2 separate regions of the Homo sapiens genome follow, and region 1 is linked to region 2. A link is an interaction called in ENCODE POLR2A ChIA-PET data of the cell type or tissue named here. Cell type or tissue: IMR-90. All regions are shown on one strand. Each heading gives the region's core, and the rest is flanking DNA. Links, peaks and the distances in the headings are about the cores only. Region 1 overlaps PIBF1 (progesterone immunomodulatory binding factor 1). Region 2 overlaps KLF5 (KLF transcription factor 5).

What was found. Peaks named below come from ENCODE experiments on the same cell type or tissue, not always from the same donor. Only the 100,000 strongest peaks of a DNase experiment are listed, where the experiment ranks them.
Region 1: POLR2A ChIA-PET joins it to region 2 with 15 read pairs; 3 of 35 experiments call an interaction of 5 or more read pairs at or near these places.

What each region holds. Positions count from the first base shown.
Region 1 is chr13:72,817,872-72,827,706 of GRCh38, reverse strand. It overlaps PIBF1 (progesterone immunomodulatory binding factor 1), which reads right to left. Exons shown (of 18, transcript NM_006346.4): 6 at 5,725-5,858; 7 at 589-697. Among named protein-coding and RNA genes, the nearest start is that of PIBF1, 41 kb to the right of the region's middle. In IMR-90, for the core only: no CTCF peak of the experiment used is centred there; a DNase peak (open chromatin) is centred at 6,996.
Region 2 is chr13:73,064,205-73,074,039 of GRCh38, reverse strand. The region is part of intron 3 of KLF5 (KLF transcription factor 5); the gene reads right to left. Among named protein-coding and RNA genes, the nearest start is that of KLF5, 10 kb to the right of the region's middle. In IMR-90, for the core only: no CTCF peak of the experiment used is centred there; a DNase peak (open chromatin) is centred at 4,409; H3K27ac peaks cover 485 bases.

The DNA.
Region 1 (9,835 bases), core at 1,183-9,182, 250 kb after region 2:
TCCACAGTGATGCCATCTTACTTTTCAAGCTTGACTGTATTAATTTCTTTCCTTCATGTTTTCATTCACCACATGAAAATTTTCCTTTTAAAAAGGGCTAATTCTTAGCATGCAACTTTTTTAAAATCTAAAAATAGCTACTAAAAGTCTCTTTTTGGGGCTGGGCATGGTTGCTCACACCTGTAATCCCAGCACTTTGGGAGGCCAAGGCAGGTGGATCATTTGAGGTCAGGAGTTTGCGACCAGCCTGGCCAACATGGTGAAACCCTGTTTCTACTAAAAATGTAAAAATTAGTAGGGCATGGTGGCACACGCCTGTAATCCCAGCTATTCAGGAGGCTGAGGCAGGAGAATCGTTTGAACCTGGGAGGCGGAAGTTGCAGTGAGCCAAGATCGCACCACTGCACTATAGCCTGGTCAACAGGGAAAGACTCCTGTCTCAAAAAAAAAAAAAAAAAAAAAAAAAAATTTATCTTTTTGGGAGGAACTACATAACAAAAAAAATGTCTCTCCTTCAAATCTACTCTGGGCTATTTTTTTCACTAATACTATGCTATATAATATAAGTGACTCTAATTATAAGCTTACCTCTTTTGATAATTCACTTCGTTCTTTTGTTTGAATCATGTGAGAGGCTTCAAGTATTTCATGTTTTCTCCTAAGCTCAATTACTTCCTGTTCAAGTGCATCACGTTCACTGTTAAAATAAAATTCAAAGAGACATGTAAATTTTACATCCCCTTGTACAGCGTACACTTTAAAAGGGTTGACTATGTATTAGGACGCTGAATAGAGACACTAGCAATGGGGCTTCAGTGTAATTCCATGAACTATAAAGTACCTACTTTTCAGATTTAGAAGGGACTCTGTTTCAGACCTTGTTCAAATACATACATATCAATTTATTACCTTTAAGGAATATACAAACTACATAAGCCAGTACAGTAAATAATAAAACTTACTAACATACATTTGGTATTTTTTCATTAGTCATCTTCAATCTTATCTTGAGGTTAAAACTTTTAAAGAATGTATACATGGCTCTAGGCTTTCAGTTCAGTTAAGGTAAAAAAAAAAATACAACTTATCATTTAGATTGCATAGTAGATACGTAGGCAGGCATTCTTGTGACTATTTCATTCACAAATTGTTTATGATTACCCAGATTTTAATTTCCATTTTAAGACAAGTTCCCCAAAAAAGTTATACCAAGAATTGGACTAAAACCTACAACACACATTTTTTAAAATGAGCAGAGAAACAGATTTACTAACTCTTAACTACTTCCCTGCAGTCAGAAGCAGTGCCTTTGCACTTTATTTCACTGACCCACCTGGTATTTCCACAGAGAGGGCTGTTAGGAATTGTTTTCCTTTGCATCAGTTTTTCAAAAACGTTTAGAAAGCCTTTTTTCTTCTAGTTAACAAAATATTATGTTTATTGAAGAAAAACTGAGCAAAGCACAAAATAACAATCACCTACAAACCCAATAAGTAAAGATGACTATCAGTATTACTATTCTGATACATATTACTATACGTATTTTGTGCTTTTTTATTTTTAGAATGTTTAGATTATTTTTAATTAAAAAAATTTTTAAATTTTATTTTGTGCTTTCACATGCAATTTTTTAAAAAATCTTTTTTTTAAATTTTTTTTTTTTTTTATGAGATGGGGGTCTTGCTATGTCACCCAGACTGGACTTGAACTACTGCACTCAAGTGATCCTCCAGCCTCAGCCTGCCAGAGAGTTAGGACTACAGGTGCATGCCACCATGTGCCTAATTTAATTTTTTTTTTTTTTTTGTAAAGACGGTCTTGCTATATTGCCCTGGCTAGTCTTAAAGTCCTGGGCTCAAGTGATCCTCCTGCCTGTGCTTCTGAAAGCACTAGGATTACAGACATGACACGCTGTAACCAGCTTGGTTCTTTTTAATGCTTTTACTTACCAATCATTAACACTGTTGTATTTGTTTTGTAATATTAAATAAATATTACTTTGTCATATTTATTCAAACCCTCTCTCTTGTTAATATATGTGAATATATGCAGGTGTCTTAACGGTATATGTGGAGAATGGGTTCCAGACCCACCCCCACAACCTGAATATGCAAATCTGTACATGCTGAAGTCCTGCAGTTGTTGCAGATCCCACCAAACAGTCAGTCCTCTGTATACTCAGGTTTCACATCCCGTGAAAATTGTATTTTCGATTGGTGTTAGGTTGATAAAAACCTGAATATAAGTGGACCCCATGTTGGTCAAGGGTCATGTATCTATATGTGTATACACACCTACACACACATACTCATACATGTGCATTTGTTTCCTCAACTGAGACATTAGGTCCCTTTATCCCTAAATAATTAGTGTGAATTTACTAAGATTAAAGATAGTCTCTTATATAATCACAGTATAATTATCATATTCAGGAGACTTAGCCCTAATATAATATTATCTAACATACAATCCATTTTCAAATTTTGTCAACTGTCTCCCAAAACACCCTTTGTGAATTTTTTTTTCCCTGAGCCAAGGCTCTATTACCATAATGGTAATCCAAGGATCTATTATCATCATATTATAATCTATTACCATGCATCTAGATGTCATGGGGTTTTAGTCTCCTTTAACCTTGAAGATTTCTTAGTTTTCCTTGTGTTTTATGACTTTTTATAGAGCAGAGGCTAGCTGCATCATAGAATGCTCCTCAATTTTCACTTGTCTGAAGTTTCTTCATTATTAGATTCAGGTTAGGCACTTGGGCAGGAATACTACAGAAATGATTCTCAGAAATGATTCTCTGATACAGAAACGCATTCTCAGTATGTTATGTGAAGATGTACTGAGGTATGTGACGTCAGTTTATCCCATTATTGGTGATAGTAACTTTGATCACTAGGTTAAGGTAGCATCTGCCAGAGTTTAACTATAAAGGTATCCTTTTGCCCTTTAAAATTAGTAAGTAATTGTGAAGAGATGCTTTGTGTAAATATCCTATTCCCTAACATACTTATACTTCATGGTTTTATATTCCAATGATGATTCTGAATCAATATTATTATGCGGCTACAAAATGGTCATTCTTACATGCATATACATTTATTGCTTGGATTTCAACCATAAAGATCCTCTTTCCCAAAAAGGATATATTTATTACCACTGAACTGTACACTTAAAAATGGTAAAGATGATGTATTAAAAAAATTTTAAGATCCTCTTTCTGTATTTATTATTAGCCTGCACTTATAAACTCTTATTCTATTCAATGGACTGTAATTCATTATTGCCAATATTTATTGTGATATTCAAGTTTGCTATATTTAGCCAGTTGGCACCTCATCCAAGTGGCTGTTGCAGTGTTGAATTGGAATTAGAAGTATCAACGTGGGCTGGGTGCAGAGGCTCACACCTGTCATCTCAGCACTTTGGGAGGCCAAGGTGGGCAGATCACCTGAGGTCAGGAGTTCAAGGCCAGTCTGGTCAACCATGGAACCATGTCTCTACTTAAAAAAAAAAAAAAAAATTAGCTGGGCATGGTGGCGCACACCTGTAGTCCCAGCTACTTGGGAGGCTGAGGCAGGAGAATTGTTTGAACCTGGGAGGCAGAGGTTGCAGTGAGCCGAGATCGTGCCATTGCACTCCAGCCTGGGTGACAAAGTGAGACTCTGTCTCAAAAAAAAGAAGTATCAGTATGATCTCATCCATAGTGTGTTAAGCCTCCTCCTCATTCTCCCTCTACTTTCTCTGCCTACTCAAAGGGCCTAGAAATAATGACCAATGTAGCCATGACCATAGCACCCAAATCCTAAATTTCTAAATAGCATTCCCCACTAAGAGATCAAGACTTCTTAGACAAAGAGCTGAGGCAATGAAATTACAAAACCAACAAACGAAAACCAAAACTAGGAACATTATGTTATGCCAGAAAATAAGGAACTTTTAGTAAAAAAAAGTGATACATTCAGATCTAATTTAATGATTTTAACTGCTACATAAAATTATATTGCAGAGTAAATCTCAATTTATTTTCCATTCTGCTACTGAAAAGCATTTGAATTTCTTTTAATAATGACACAATTAACATCCATACACCTGTTTCCTTTTGTACATTTGTGAGAATTTACCCGGGGCATAAAAGGGCTTTTTTTTCTTCCCCAGTTTATCTTATATTTTATGACCGATGTTTTTAAACTCATTCATTCTGCTGAGTGAACTAAAAAGGGTCATAGTTTGAGTCCTTTCTTGTTTTACTATTCCATTTCTACCATAAAGATGCTTATCATGCTTTTTGATCAAGGTTATATTTTTCTTTCCTAGGTTTTTATTATAGTAAATGAAAACATATGTAAAAATAGAGGTGATATAATGAACACCCATGCTCCCATCACCCAAATTCAGTAATTATCAACTCATGACTCATCTTGTTTCAATGATCATCCGTGGCCCCGATGGATTATTCTGATGACTGTGCTTTTTAGTTTTCTCTTTTTATATTGTATCTGTCATTGCTATAGACTGATAGTGGCAGAGGGGACATGAAAATACCAACTGGTATCATCTTAGCATCATAATCTATTTCATTTTTATTCTTTTTTATTTTATATTTTTAAGAGATGAAGTTTCACTCTGCCACCAGGCTGGAGTGCAGTGGCATGATCATAGTTCACTGCAGCCTCGAATTCCTGGGCTTAAGCAGTCCTCCCACCTCAATCTCCCAAGTAGCTGGGACTAAAGGCATGTGCCACTATGCCCTCTACTTCATTTTTAAATGCTTCTTTTGAACTCCAGCTTTATTCCAGAGCCCACTGAGCACAGCTCTCATGGATTTAAAGCTCCAATAATTATCATATTTTGGCATAATGCCATATACATAAGAAATACCATGTGTCAGTCATAATGGGAGTAGAAATGACAATCTTCTATCCACAAATCTTTGCAAATTCACATACGGTATTATGCAATTTGTAATTTAAATTACACAATTTAAATCATTCATTCATTTAACAAATATTCACTGACTACTACATTTTAAGAATTATTTCAAGTGGAGTGAACAATTAAGATAAGGTCATTCCATTTATATTACATATGCAGTACATATATATTTAAAGGCTTTCATATTTATTTGATCTTAGTTTATATAGTGCAGTTATCCGTATTAGCAACATCTCATAAATGATGAAACTTAGGCTCAGAATGAAAAGAGATGTACTGAGGGACATACAGCTAAGTAGCAGCTCATTAAATTACTGAACAAACAACAGAAAAGAATATTCCAGTTAAAAAAAGGTATTTGCTATAAGTAGCAAATATTAGGAAACATATTTTCAGAAAGTGTCATTTTTTTTTTGAAAGAGTGTGTGTCTTTTGTCAGGAAGAAACAGCTGAAAAAAACTTCAGGGAAAACTGTTAAGTATTTAAATTGATTCCACTACATAAAAATAATCATCAAATAACACTGAAAAAATATTTACACACGTGTGATTTTACTGGGTTTCTATCTCTGTTTACATTTTAAGACAGCAGTGACATCTAAATAAAACAAAAACAACCAATATAAAAATACAATATAAACCCAACAAACTGCCAAAACTGCATGCATTTGTGCAAAGAAGAATAAGGTAAAAGTAAAATTAACAACTGATTGTTGGTAAAAACTCAGGTGACTTTGATGCACCCTAAAAATAGAGAACTACTACTGCAGCCATTTTAACTACTTACCTCTTGACTTTATCATAGTTCTCTTGACGGTAGTCACCTTGCTGAATTAACTGTTTTGTGTCTGCTAATTCTAAGGCCAAACGTTGACATCTAATTTGAACTTCAGAGTAGTTTTTTCGATCTTCCTCATATGTCTATAAACCAAAGGAATAATAACACATTTCAGACTAAACACTTAACATAGTTGCCCAAATTCTGTATTGAAGTCTTCTGTTAAGCTGTGATTGTCCTTGTAATTAAACAGTAAAAAAAATTCCTCAATTTTTAAATTTAGTAATTTTTCCCTATTCAAAGGCAAGTAATCTTAAGTTCACAGAGTGGTCTGTAAACTCAGTTGTTTAAAACTTAAACTGTTTTTCAAATAAATAACACAACAACTATGTTTTAGTTACTAGGCTAAAACATAAAATGACTACAAATGTTAAATGACTTTTTAAAAACATTTACTGAGTTACTATCAGATGCTGAAGATACAGAAGTGAATAAAACACACTTCCTGTTCTTGAGGATTTTACAGTTTAGAGATGAAAAGTCATATGGATATCAGTATCTACAATGAAAAATAATTAATGAAGAGATTAAACATGCAGTTCCAATTGTGTTACTCAGAAAAAAAGGAATCGTGTGACCCTCGAAACACATCTTTACATTGTTCTTCCCTCTACTCTCCCCATGTCAGTAGCATGTTAAGAAAGGCATTGCTGATATGGGAAGAGCAATGGAAGTAAAAACCTTAAAGTTGGTCACAAGGTTCTTTACAATCTGGTGCTGCTTCCTACAAGCCCCATTTCTCACCATTCCTAACATTCACACTTCACCCTCCAACCCTAATGGAGATCTGAAATTGTCTGAACCCACTAATGCTGCTTCTAACCTGTTCCCACTGCCTGAATACCTGCATATAATCTAAATGCTTGTCTCCTTCAGAGCACTGATCTCACTGTATCATTACCATCACATTAGTTTTCTCTTTATCTCACCAGAGTGTAAACATCTTAAGGGTGGGGATTTTGTCTTGCTCAACGCTGGACCTCCACCACTTTAAACACTGCCAGGTATATAATAAGAATTAAATAAAAGCTAAAAAAGAAATGATTAAATATGGGAAGCTGGGAGGGGAAGCAGACGGGACTAAATTCCTACTTATTTTCCTTCTTTGAACTCATCAAATCTTGCAACCAATCATCAACTCCACCTTCAGAAGCTGGCATGTTAAATGCATCCTGTGTTAAGTCATTACTGCTTAAGTAGCTGGCCAGCTAAATGAGGTCATGTTCACTCCACACATACTGACTGGATCATTTCTGTGTGACTGGTCACGGATTAGGCACTACAGATACAAAGATGAGTAAGACGATTTTGTCCTTTTTAAACTACTAAATGTAACTTTGATTATTTTAGTCCCCAAATTTCTATCAAAGGGCTATTTGAGAGAAGTAATTATGGAAAAACTACATTCAGTGTGTTTTGCTTTGGTATGGTATTATGTTCTTGTTCTACGCTGAAGTTTTCCATGAGAATGGAATGTTACTATGGTACTTATTATGGGATTACAGCTGAGGATACGCTATCACCTCCCGAAAGATCATCACATATATCATTTCGGACCTAAGTCCTACAAGAATCTTTAGTTCTTCTGAAGAATGCTTTATCCTTCTAAACATCATTAATCATGTCACTGTTTTGGAAGAGAGTATAGTGTTATGGCTAGGAAGGCAAGCTCCAGAATTCAACTGTCTAAAACTGAATTCCTGCAGTAAGACTCTGTGCACGTTAGTTTACCTCTCTATTCTGGTGTCCTACCTCAGAGTTCTTGTGAAGCATATATCAAGTAATACATGTAAAGTGCTTATAAAAATGTCTAACGTAGTAAATGCTGATTAACTATAAATTAATATTGTTATAATGCTTCCTCTTTGCTTTGGCTTCCAAAGAGATCATAGCCAAATTAACAGCTTAATAACTGTGCAAACGCCATGACAGAATTTGGAGGAACATAAATACAAGGAATATAAACATTAAAGGATGGGCAAAAAACAGGGATCCCAAAAAACCCAAAGGAGTATTCGCAGAAACAATGGGTAAACCAGGGGTGTGTGTCAGGAAAAACAGTGGAAGACAGTGCTTTGAAGCAGTCAATAATATTGAGAAACACTACTGATTGGTACTAAGAAATATTACCGAGAACCAACAAAAAGCCTTTAAAGTATTTAGCGGTAGGGGCAGAAGGTAGAGTGTTAGGGACTAAAACAAATATATCTAAATACTCAGTATGTCCTCTTTTTTGGCTATTTTATATACATTGTCGACTTAACACTTATGATGGGATCTAAAAATTATCCCCAGTTTCACAGATGAAAAAAACTGAGGCTTGGAAAGTCTCAGAGCTCGTAAGTAGTAGAGTGAGGACTCCAATCTAAGTTTGTCAAATCCAAATCAGTCGGCAACTCTTTCTACAGTTTAATAGTAAAAGTGGAGAAAGTATAGTAGCTAGAGAAGAAAACAGGGCCAATGAAGGTTTTAAAAAATGAAACAAGCTTGACAATATTCAAATATTGGTGAGAAACAACAGCAAAAGATGAATTACTGTTGGAGAAAAGGGGGCATACTCAGGGGAATGAAGCATACTCCTGAAAAGGGCTTTAGGAGATGGGATCCACAGCTTAGATGTGCAGATTAGTCTTAGATCAGAGGCCATGTTCATCAAGGCAGGCTTTTTTCCAGCTGATACAGAGTATTAACAACTTGAATAATTTAGATAGCTCTTATCAATTTGCTACAGGCCACAGCCTAATCTTACCCTACGGCTTCACAAATTTATATTATCCACCTGGTTTCTAGAGGCATATGATTTTCCCATCCCTTGAGGGCGAGACTCTTTCCATTATAAACACTAAGAACAAACAAACCAGAATGAGTGCAGATGTGAGTAGATTTGTTGGAAGGACACTGTGGGAGTTCTCATCTGAAGATTTCCATTTTCTCTGTGAAATGAAATACCAAGTCATCTGCTGAATGCGACAAGAAACGTGGAAAACTGGAGATGTAAGAAGAGTGGCTGGTTGCCTTAAGTAATCTCTGCGAAAAATGAGAGAACTAGAAATAATAGAATTACGACCAATTGTGTGGGTCCATTTGAGGCTGATAACAATAAACTGACAGTGCTTGTTACTGCTTGTGTGATTTTTGCCAGTAGTGCTCAGCTAGAAAAATAAAGAGTTGAGAGTTTTTCAGTCTGGTTTGATAAAAAGAAAGCTGGGAGAGGAATTAGATGATACTGGCAAAAAAAAAAAAAAAAAAAAAAGTTTAAGACTGATAACATGGTGGCAAGGGAAGAAAATAAATTTAGGAAAGGATTGATAAAGAAACAAATTATATGGATTGGAAATTCTGTTAAAGACAAGTTGAAAGCAGACAATGGTAAAACATAAAAAATATAGGAAATAAGATGTTTAGTGGATGAAAGTGAATTGGTAACTTCAGAAGTAAATCAGTTCTGGATGGCAAGGAACCAAATGTGGGCTATAAGACTGAGTGTTAAAATGGAGAAAAGGCAATCACTAGAGATGAGATCAATAAAATTCAAGGCCAAGGCTATAGATGAATTAATCACATAAGTAACCTAGGTAGCAGCTGAAGTGGAAAGGAAGACTAAATCTAGAGCAAGGCTTTCATTAAACAAAGAGGAATGTCCCAGTGGTCTGCAAATGAAGAATACTGTAAGTTGGGGTATCCAGATGATGAGTTCCAAAGAAGCAGTGTTTTCTGTGAGTGCAACTGCAAAGATCTAAAAAGGTAAAGATCATCTGACTCTGAAATATGCAGAGTATTTTAGGATATTCAGAGAGTAGTTCCATGGAAGAATAAATATACAGAGTATATTATTAATGTTATATACATAGTGTATATATATGTATATATTTATAAATTTCCTTTAAATATAAACACCATATGCAAGTATAAACAGAAGCAAGTCTAAGTGCAGTATAAGAATGCACATATTCGACCAGCACTTTATTTACAATTTTTCAATTGGACAATTTCCCCTTAAACGAAATTATTACTTTCGTATTTTGAATTTAAAAATCTCCTGCATTTATTGTTAGCAATT
Region 2 (9,835 bases), core at 546-8,545:
CTCTGACCCAGACAGTTTTTGTTTTAATTCCCTTTCTGGTTCCTATCAATCCACTTTAAAAATGAACATCTCAATTCTAGAAGTTTTTTCTCCCCTCATAGTAGATTCTAACCAGAAATTTAACCTAAGACACTCAAGCCATTTACAAAACAAAGTATAAATCACGTTCTGTCACTTACAATCACATAAAATGTCTGATATATAGAAATATTTTAACACCAGTAGTAAATATAGCTATCACATTTGTAGATGTAAATTGATCACAAAAAAAATTTTTGCACAGTACTATTAGTTTTTGTTCCCTGTGAAAAATAAACCACAGAAACAAACATATTGGTTAAATACTTTACTGTCATTTAATGGAAAGAAAAAGTTATTTCTGATGTCTGAGACAAGGAAAAAAATTCCTATAGTGCTCCCAATTTTAAAAGAAATCATTCTAGTCTTTTGAATTTAATAATTAAATAGCAGAACTGAATTTTCAGAGTTTATGTAAGAAACAAGGGACACTAGACTCTTTTTGTTCACTATTTTTATTGGCTATGAAGCAATAAACTGCACCAGTATTTTTTAAAGTTTACTTTACTGATTGCTTGAAATACGGTAGCCATTAAAGTTTCTAAAACATTTGGGGTTTTGCTCTCAATTTATGCACATCTATAGAGTATTCAGCCAAGAATACTACCAGTGTCTGGAATGTTAGTTACTGGGGCCAAGTCTTACCATAAAAGTAAGGACAACTATCCCCCCACTTGGGGCAGTTTCTATGGGATTTGTTCAAGTGTCAACACCGTTCAAGTAAAACATCGTAGAGGAAACTGGTACCCAATTTCTGGCCAAACAGCAGACTTGGGCCTTTCTTCCTCAGCCAGAAACACTATGCACAGTACTTCTGGGAAACCAAACTGACTTCCTTTAAGTTATATTTCAACAGGATAGAGCTTTCAAAAGTTTAATTGGATTTTTACAGAATCTCTTTCCAATACCACCAATTTAAAATATTTAGTTAAGCTCTTTCAACATCAACTGTATTTTTAAGTTCTCATGCTGTTAACGTGAAACTTTCCAAAGGCAAAAAGAAAAAAGTGACAAGTTTGTACAGCACAGAAAACAAGCTCCCACTTTATCTCAAAGTATGTGTTTTCTCATTCTGTTTTTAAATTACAGGAGTATTTTGCTAGAATCTCTAATCTTTGAAAACTATGTTCAAGTTAAACATGCATACTATCCACGCTGATAAAGTCATTAACATACTTTACAAAAATGTTAAGCAGAAACATTACCGGTAAAAGGAAAAGGGAGCAGGCACCAGCAGCCATGGAGCACATACTCCAGAGCGAGGTACTTCTCATTATCTCGCTTCCTCACAATAACCCCGTAGAGTTAGAAGCAAAACGATGAGCTCCACATTAAGAATCCTGGTCTGCCACTTTTCCTTAATGTCTCACTTAAATCTTCCATTAGCAAACACTAATACACTCTCTTTGAACGATTTAAGGAACACATACATATTGTTCAAATTCATTTCCAGATTCTAAAGCCACTTGCGAAGGTCAGCTAAGGAATGGCTTAATGGACTCACAGCAAGCCTTGAACCCCAGACGATCTGAAACAGAGAGCACAACCTGGCAGTGCCAGCCTCTGTGGGGCCTGTGGGGTCCTGAGCACTGTTCAGGTATTGCCAATTCCCAGGTATCACCTAACGATAGCTCCTTTCCCCCAGGGTAAGTGAATTTCAGTGGGTTAGTGGAACATGTTTGTAAGCCATTTTAAAAATCCTCAGCAACAAACTGAAAATTGTCCTTTTTTTTCCCCCCTCTGAATGACTTCTGAACCTATCACAATGGAATGGGAAGTTTCTCTGCTCTGCTGAACACATTCAATAGACATACCAAGGCCTTTCCCTAAAATGTTCTACATAGATTCTTCTAACAAAAGAATAAAAATCACTGATAAAATATTTATCTTAAAATAGTTATTTTAGATAATGTTTTAAAAGTTTATTGCAGCAAATTTACACATCGGTTTCCTTCCTGGTGACTAAAAGACAACTCAATCAATATCTGATAAAGCTAAAATATCATGAGAATTAAAGTCACTGTTTATTAGTGAAGGTGTAACCTGTACTAAATGCCTTGCAAAACTCAAATAAGACTTGGTTTCTGGCCTCAAAGAACTTAAAATCTTGTATCTTGTTCTGCGAACCTAAACAATCCAAACTTTTAAAGTAGAATAAATTATTTCAACCTAATCTAAACTCTTAGAACTTAAGAGTCCTTGAAGCTCAAAATGGGCTCTTATTTCAAGAGGAAAATATTTTCATGCAATTCAATAATAATTAGATTTTTCCCATCATTTGAGACTTACGAAATTTAGTCTCTGAAATAGGCTCATATTAGATTTGCTTCTAAAAATCAAAAGGGAGAAAAATAGGAAACACTTATTAAAGAAATTCATAGGAAAATGATTTAGATATCTAAGAAAAGAGATAAAGTAGGAGGATGATTTTAGCTCACTAATTCATATTTTTACGTCTATGCCAGTAATTTTCCATCAAAAACCTTTCTATTAAAACTCATTGTCACACATTTCCTATACTTGGAACAGAAGGTCCATATCAAAGATTAGTATTATTAGCATTTGTAAATGCATCTAATTATTTACCAGATAACACCATCAATATTGTGCCCATTCAACCTAAGGAAGCTGATTGCCAAAAACAAAAACAAAAGCAACAAAAGAGAAATTCCTTTCTCTCCTCAATTTATATTTATCACTTTCTTTAAAATCCGATACCTCACTCCTTCTAGAAAGCCTCTGAACAGACCAGGAGAGATCATTTCACTTCTCTGTATCCCCATCACTGAAATTTCTGTTGAGCTATCAATTTGCACTTGCACATATACTGCTTTAGGAAGGCTTCAAATAGTTGTATTTTGCCTCCTTAACTAGCTTTTAAAGTTCCTCAAGGGCAGAGACTATCTTCTATTCCTGCTGTAATGCCACACTTTCCCTAATGCATCTTGAAAACAACTCAGTTATTCTGATTAAAGAAAAGGAGGGAAGGCATAAAAGGTTCTTGTGAGGCTGTCAGCTTTTTATTCTTCTGTGGACCCTCCTGCAGCAGGGCTTTTGCCTGGCTTTGCCCTGCCCAGGACCACTGAGAGTAATCTGGTAATACGCATTTAGGTGAGAACCATGTTTTGAGCCACTTCCAGAGAAAATAATCGAATGAGTTATTGTCCATTCTGAAGTTATACAGGGATAAACTCTGTTTAAACAAATTGTCTTAGGTAGAACTGGACTGGACTTCAGGAAAGCCAAGACATACTAGAGCCCCTAGCACTGGTCAAAGGCAGCGAGGGGACTTCTCCCAGGGCCAGAAAGCACTGATCTGCCAAACCCAGAGAGGGAATGGGTGGGATCACGATGTCAGGGGTTACACTTACAGTCTACATCCTAGCAGAGATTTGGAATCTCTGGGCTCCTAAACTACTGCTACTTCTCCTCTGGGTTCCCAGTAAACATTATGAAGACTATCCCCTGTCATTAATAGAGTTAATGAAATCAAATACCAATTCTTCCGTCTCCTGATAACGAGACAACACTCGGATTCACTTTCTTATAATGGGAGTTCGCACTGACGTTAAAGTGTCAATGAGGAATTTCACCTTTTCTTTTTGTAAGCAAAACAGAAAAATCCTCTATTTTCATTTTTTCCCAGTATGGAATGAGTACTAGATAACCTTCCCTTTAATTTGCACTTCACATGGTGACCCTGACCAGTAGGTCTCCTCCCAACTCGTAAAGGTTTACCTTTTCATAAAGTAGCCAAAAATAAATTTATTCTTCTATATAGATATTTTTAGGTAAAAGTTACCTACTGTGCACTTCTAAAACTGTAACTTATCCTTAATAAGAGTTGTTGTTTGAGATCCTTGAATATAAATAATACTGGCTAACAGACTAGGAATGCTGCTACGGAGATACTTTTACTAAAGTAGGACATTATTTCTAATCTTTCACTAGAAACGATGTAGGCCATCAAGTAAACAGCTACTACATTCTATAGAACCAAAAATATCTGCCAAATTCTTGGGTGACTGTATTATTATTTTTTAAAAACATTACTCTCTACTTTCAAGACTAATTATTTCTATCTCCACTCCAGCAATTCTATTTAGTCTATGAACAAAAGGGCAAGAAGAGATTATTCATCTTTGGATTCTCCACAAAACCAGTAAAAAATATTTGCTGAATCAAATTATACTTAACTTTTGATAAGCTTTATCATCTCTAAACAATGTTTAATCAATTTCCTATGTAAATGTTTCTCAGAAGAAAGAACAAGTCCTAGAAGCAAAGTTTAATCTTCCCAGTGAGTCATTAAAAAGAAATTGCTTCTAAGCTTTCATGCTCATAAATACCTTTCCTGGGGTCTGAACCAGCAAGTCTCTTAAGCTACTACTTTAAAAAAAAATTGTTTGAAATTATCAATACACAAAATAAATTTCAAAGCTGCAAATGAAAAAAAAATGGAAAAGAATGAAAAGAATGTTTAATAAAATCTAATACTAAAGGCTAATAAATGTGATACTTCCTCTGCAATAGTTTTCAAATAGAGACTCAAAAAACCACTGAGTCCTAAATCTCTTCCTGCAAAAAAGATTTTGCCTGTGTTATCTCTACCAATAAAACAGGTTACACATTTAACCACTATTATTTCTCGATTCACATTGTAAGATCTCCATCCATTAAGGCCCAGAGTGAAAACCTTTGTATACAGTTTTCCTAAAAAGCCTTTTACCCTTTTCCCACAGTTCCACAAAAAGAAGAGTAACTTATGTTCAGAACACTGAATGTTGCTTTTAGTAAGTACCTGCAATGAAAATATCTTTATTGTCAATATTATCGATTTTTTATTTTTTATTATTATTATTTTTTCAGATGGAGTCTTGCTCTGTTGTCCGGGCTGGAGTGTGGTGGCATGATCTTGGCTCACCACAACCTCTGCCTCCCAGGTTCAAGCAATTCTCCTGCATCAGGCTCCCAAGTAGCTGGGACTATAGGCATGTGCCACCATGCCCAGCTAATTTTTGTATTTTTAGTAGAGACAGGGTTTCACTATGTTGGCCAGGCTGGTCTCGAACCCCTGAACTCAGGTGATCCACCTGCCTCCGCCTCCCAAAGAGCTGGGATTACAGGCGTGAGCCGCCACCGCGCCCAGCCAAATATTATCGAGATTTTAAAACCAAAAGCTATGTTTAATATATTCCATGAAAAATGACTTTGGAGCAAAGACCTAGAAAGGAATTTTTTTTTTTTTTTTTTTTTTTGAGATGGAGTCTCACTCTGTTGCCCAGGCTGGAGTGCAGTGGCACGATCTCAGCTCACTGCAACCTCCGCCTCGTGGGTTCAAACGAGTCTCTTGCCTCAGCCTCCTGAGTAACTGGGACTACAGGCATGTGCCACCACGCCTGACTAATTTTTGTATTTTTAGTGGAGATGGGGTTTTGCCTTGTTGGCCAGGCTGGTCTCGAACCCCTAAACTCAGGTGATCCACCTGCTTCGGCCTCCCAAGTGCCAGAATTACAGGTGTGGGCCACTGTGCCAGGCCCTAGAAAAGAAATTCATATCTAAGGATCTTTTAGTACCCAAACTGAAAGTCAATATATTCAGCAGCAAATCTCAAGTACAGATTATACGAAGTATAACTAATAACATCTTACTACACATGTCAGTAGGCAATAAAGTCTTCTGCAAAAGACAGTAAGGCAGAAAATGGGAATGTAACCCCTTTACAAACTAGGCTTCCACTAAAAATCTTTCCAGGACTTAATGTGGAAATCTTTCCTAAACAGGGAATCTTGAACACAGTGCTTTAAGAGTCCATTTTGTGAGTCTGGCGTGGTGGCTCACGCCTGTAATCCCAGCACTTTGGGAGGCTGGGGCGGGTGGATCATCTGAGGTCAGGAGTTCGAGACCAGCCTGGCCAACATGGTGAAACCCCGTCTCCACTAAAAATACAAAAATTAGCCGGGCGTGGTGGCAGGCGCCTGTAATCCCAGCTACTTGAGAGGCTGAGGCAGGAGAATCGCTTGAACCTGGGAGGTGGAGGTTGCAGTGAGCCGAGATCGCACCATTGCACTCCAGCCTGGGGACGAAAGCGAGACTTCATCTCAAAAAAAAAAAAAAAAGAAGAGTGAATTTTGTGTTCCTATGTTATTTGTACAATGTTTCCATTTTCTCCTACGGGCGTGTTTCAAATTGTCCTTTTCCATTGTCAATCTCCAGTAAGCCACTCTGGGATCACTTAGTACACACAGAGTCCAATGCATGGAGTCTGGGTCTGAGGAATACTTGAGCCAAGTGTGTGTTGTTCAAAGACTTTCTTTGTACAAATGCTAATTTCTTGCCCTGTTCCAGATAGCTGAAACGGGGGAAAAAAAAGAAAGAAAAAATCTAGAAACGTTACCGTACCCTGATTTCCCAACAGCTTTTCCATATTCTCTAAGGTTAAGTGTATATCCACGCACATGAAGGGAACCGCTAGGACTTCAAACATCTGTGTTGAGTTCATGGTTTACTTTTTCAGAACTTTTTCTCTGGTAAGAACTTTTTAAATTTCTACAAATTTTTGTTTGAAGATACAGTCAATATATTTTCCTACTGATTTCAACTTGCCTCAAACCTTTGCAAACTTAGACATTATTTTAAATGTTCATTATATTAAAGAAAAAAGTAAGGTATGTGAGCATATAATACTGGTTGCAATAGACAGTTTATCAGTCATGTTGATTTATAAAGACAAAACAGTATACTTGGGAGCAACTTTAGAGTAATAGCAATGTGTTCCGCCCCTTGTAGACATCATGAGGCATACAAATTTCAGTACAATGTTCATTTAAATGCTGTTAAAAGTACAAATATTTTGAATTGGAAATACACCACTCATTGACATTGTTACCTAGAAGCAGCCATAATTATTTCTCACCAAAGGCATGATAAATGTATACACACACATACTACAAATAATACATGCGAACATCCACATCTATAAGGGGTGCTTCTACAGGCCTTATGCTATACTATGTATGTACAGATATAAATAAAATATAATTATTCCCTAGAATAGAAGCAAATGTTTCCAGTATTGTCTAATCACACAAAGAAGACAGAACTTTGTATTATTTATATGCGATTTCCTGATAAAGAAATCAAAGTATATGAACTTAGAAGACTTGAATGCTATACTTCTGGTTTAAGAAACTGATATATCATCTACTCTGTCATCTCAGATTACTTAAAAAGTTCTATTTTGTTAAGACTATTATTTGCTTAGGTTCAATTTGCAACCCAAGTTAAAGAAGCACTTCCAATCTAAAAATCCAGAAGAAGTAATTAAACTCAGATGTAGGCTGTTTTCATTGCCTAAATTATTTTTAAAACATAAGGTAACTTGACATTTTAAAGCAATTACAATTATTTTCCAAAGAAATGCTAGGGTGCTTCACATTCTGCCTGTAAAACGACAATCATTTAAAGAGTATTTTATGTCATCAACTGTTGTGTGGTTTTTAAAGTCCTCTGATCAACGGTCCGAGAGGGAGGAGGAGGACAGAAAGAAAACCAAAAAAAGCTATTACATAAGAGAAGTAATTTAGAAAAACTGTCCTAACTGTTCTACCTGGGCCTTAAAGGGAAAGAAAAAAAAAAAACACCTTTGCTGGCTTCAGATACATTCATTTAAAAACAACAGGCGGGCAGGGTGGGGAGGATGCAATGAGAGAACAGGTAATTTTAAAAGGCATTGTCTAGAAATGAGAAATGAGGAGAAAACAACCTCAATGCTCTATGATTACCCAAGAACAGGTTTAGCCAGATGAACAAGTCTGCTACAAACCCTCCCCAAGGCATTTGAAAGACTATCAAACAAAACTTTATTAAACTGGATTACATGTTCTCATTCATTAGATGTTGAAGGCCACAATGTTTATGGTCAGGTGAAAAAGCTGATGCAAGGGACCCAAACCAGGTCTCGGTCTTCTTTTCAGTCTGTTTTTATTAGTACAAGCATTGTTAAGACAACCCACGATTAAATGTATTTGCCGGCAGGTCAAGTTCCTGAATCGCAGGTATAAGCATTCAGGGCACTAAACCCTGACGGGGTGAAAGGCTATTCAGATATGGGTTTGACTACATCCCTGCAATAAGTAGTTGATTACATCGTTATATGCAATTGTGCTCTTTTATTAGGAGACTTTAAACCCAGGAAAATGTGTTCCCTCCTATCTCTCAAGGACTTCCAAAAGTGAAAAAAACAATAGTTCAAATGTCTTTATATTTCCATTTATATTCTGTAAAAGGACATTTTGGTATTTCTACATGGAATATTTTCCTGGCACTTGTCATTTGTATTTTGAAAACTTTAAGTTGGAGTTTTTATAACATGCTTAATTCATTTGTGTTTAACTATAAAAATTTCTACCTTGGGCTGCCTATGAAGGATCCTTCCTCTTATGTAATCAGTTTGTCTCCATGCAAAAACCTCAGGCCAAAACAGCCCGCTCATTTCATAGATAAATACATAAGATGCCTTCTCCTTAAAAGCAGTTTCTCAAAAAGCCCTGGAATCTACAACATTGTCATCGGATTTTAGTAAGTAGTGTTTATCACTGGGATATCAAGCAATGCTTCCTAACATGCATACAAAATGTCTGCAACCATATTCCTCTTAGGGCTCTACCTCAGCACTGACCTTTGTTCAAAGGCTTTTACTTTTTAATGCAGCAGTTAGAGATAACTACTTCATTTATCAAAACTCAATTTCCATAGTAACATCTAGCCTCGGGAGATTCAAGTCCTCACACTAATCCAACAACCCATTCAAAGGAACTGTTGAATACTTTGGTTTCCATAGCAATGATGGAATAATACATTTTGCTAGGTCATTGCTTTTATTAGCAAACTTATTCTCTGAACTTTAGGTAAGGCTGTATTTATTGAGGGAAAAAAACACAATCACTTTATATAAGTTCTTTTCTTTAGGGCTGCTCTTTTAAGAAAATCGCAAATAGTAACCATCTATATATTTGACAATATTTGGAGTATTTGGGGGGCCTTTAAAGTATGCCACCTGGTTTCATCTTAAAATGGCTTCTGATATAATTTTAAAGTTTAAAAGCTCTTAAAAGTGCTGGTCGGGCGCGGTGGCTCACGCCTGTAATCCCAGCACTTTGGGAGGCCGAGGCAGGTGGATAAAGATGTCAGGAGTTGGAGACCAGCCTGGCCAACATGGTGAAACCCCATCTCTACTAGAGATACAAAAATCAACTGGGCATGGTGGTGGGGGCCTGTAATCCCAGCTACTCGGGAGGCTGAAGCAGGAGAATCGCTTGAACCTGGGAGGCAGAGGTTGCAGTGAACTGAGATCACACCACTGCACTACAGCCTGGCAACAGAGCAAGACTCCATCTCAAAAAAAGTGACTGCTATAGATTGAACAAAGCAAATACAAAAGTAGAGGAGCTAAACTTAAAAGCATATGTAAACAAGAATGAATGTAAGCTAGAATAAAGATCAAGTCTCTCACACATACCAAGTTTAGGCTGGGGCTTGTAACCCATTTCTGACCACCTGATTTTAACACTGCAATTTCAGCACTACCTTTCATCAAGCACAGAAAACATACTAAACACAGATATTTTAACCTAGAGGTGAAACTAACGTTTTCACCAATTATGCAGTACACTCCAAATGGGAAAGTTTTTAAGAGTTTAAAATGGCTTTCTCAGAGCAAAATTATTTGCTATGGAAGAAAATGAGTTTTGTTTTG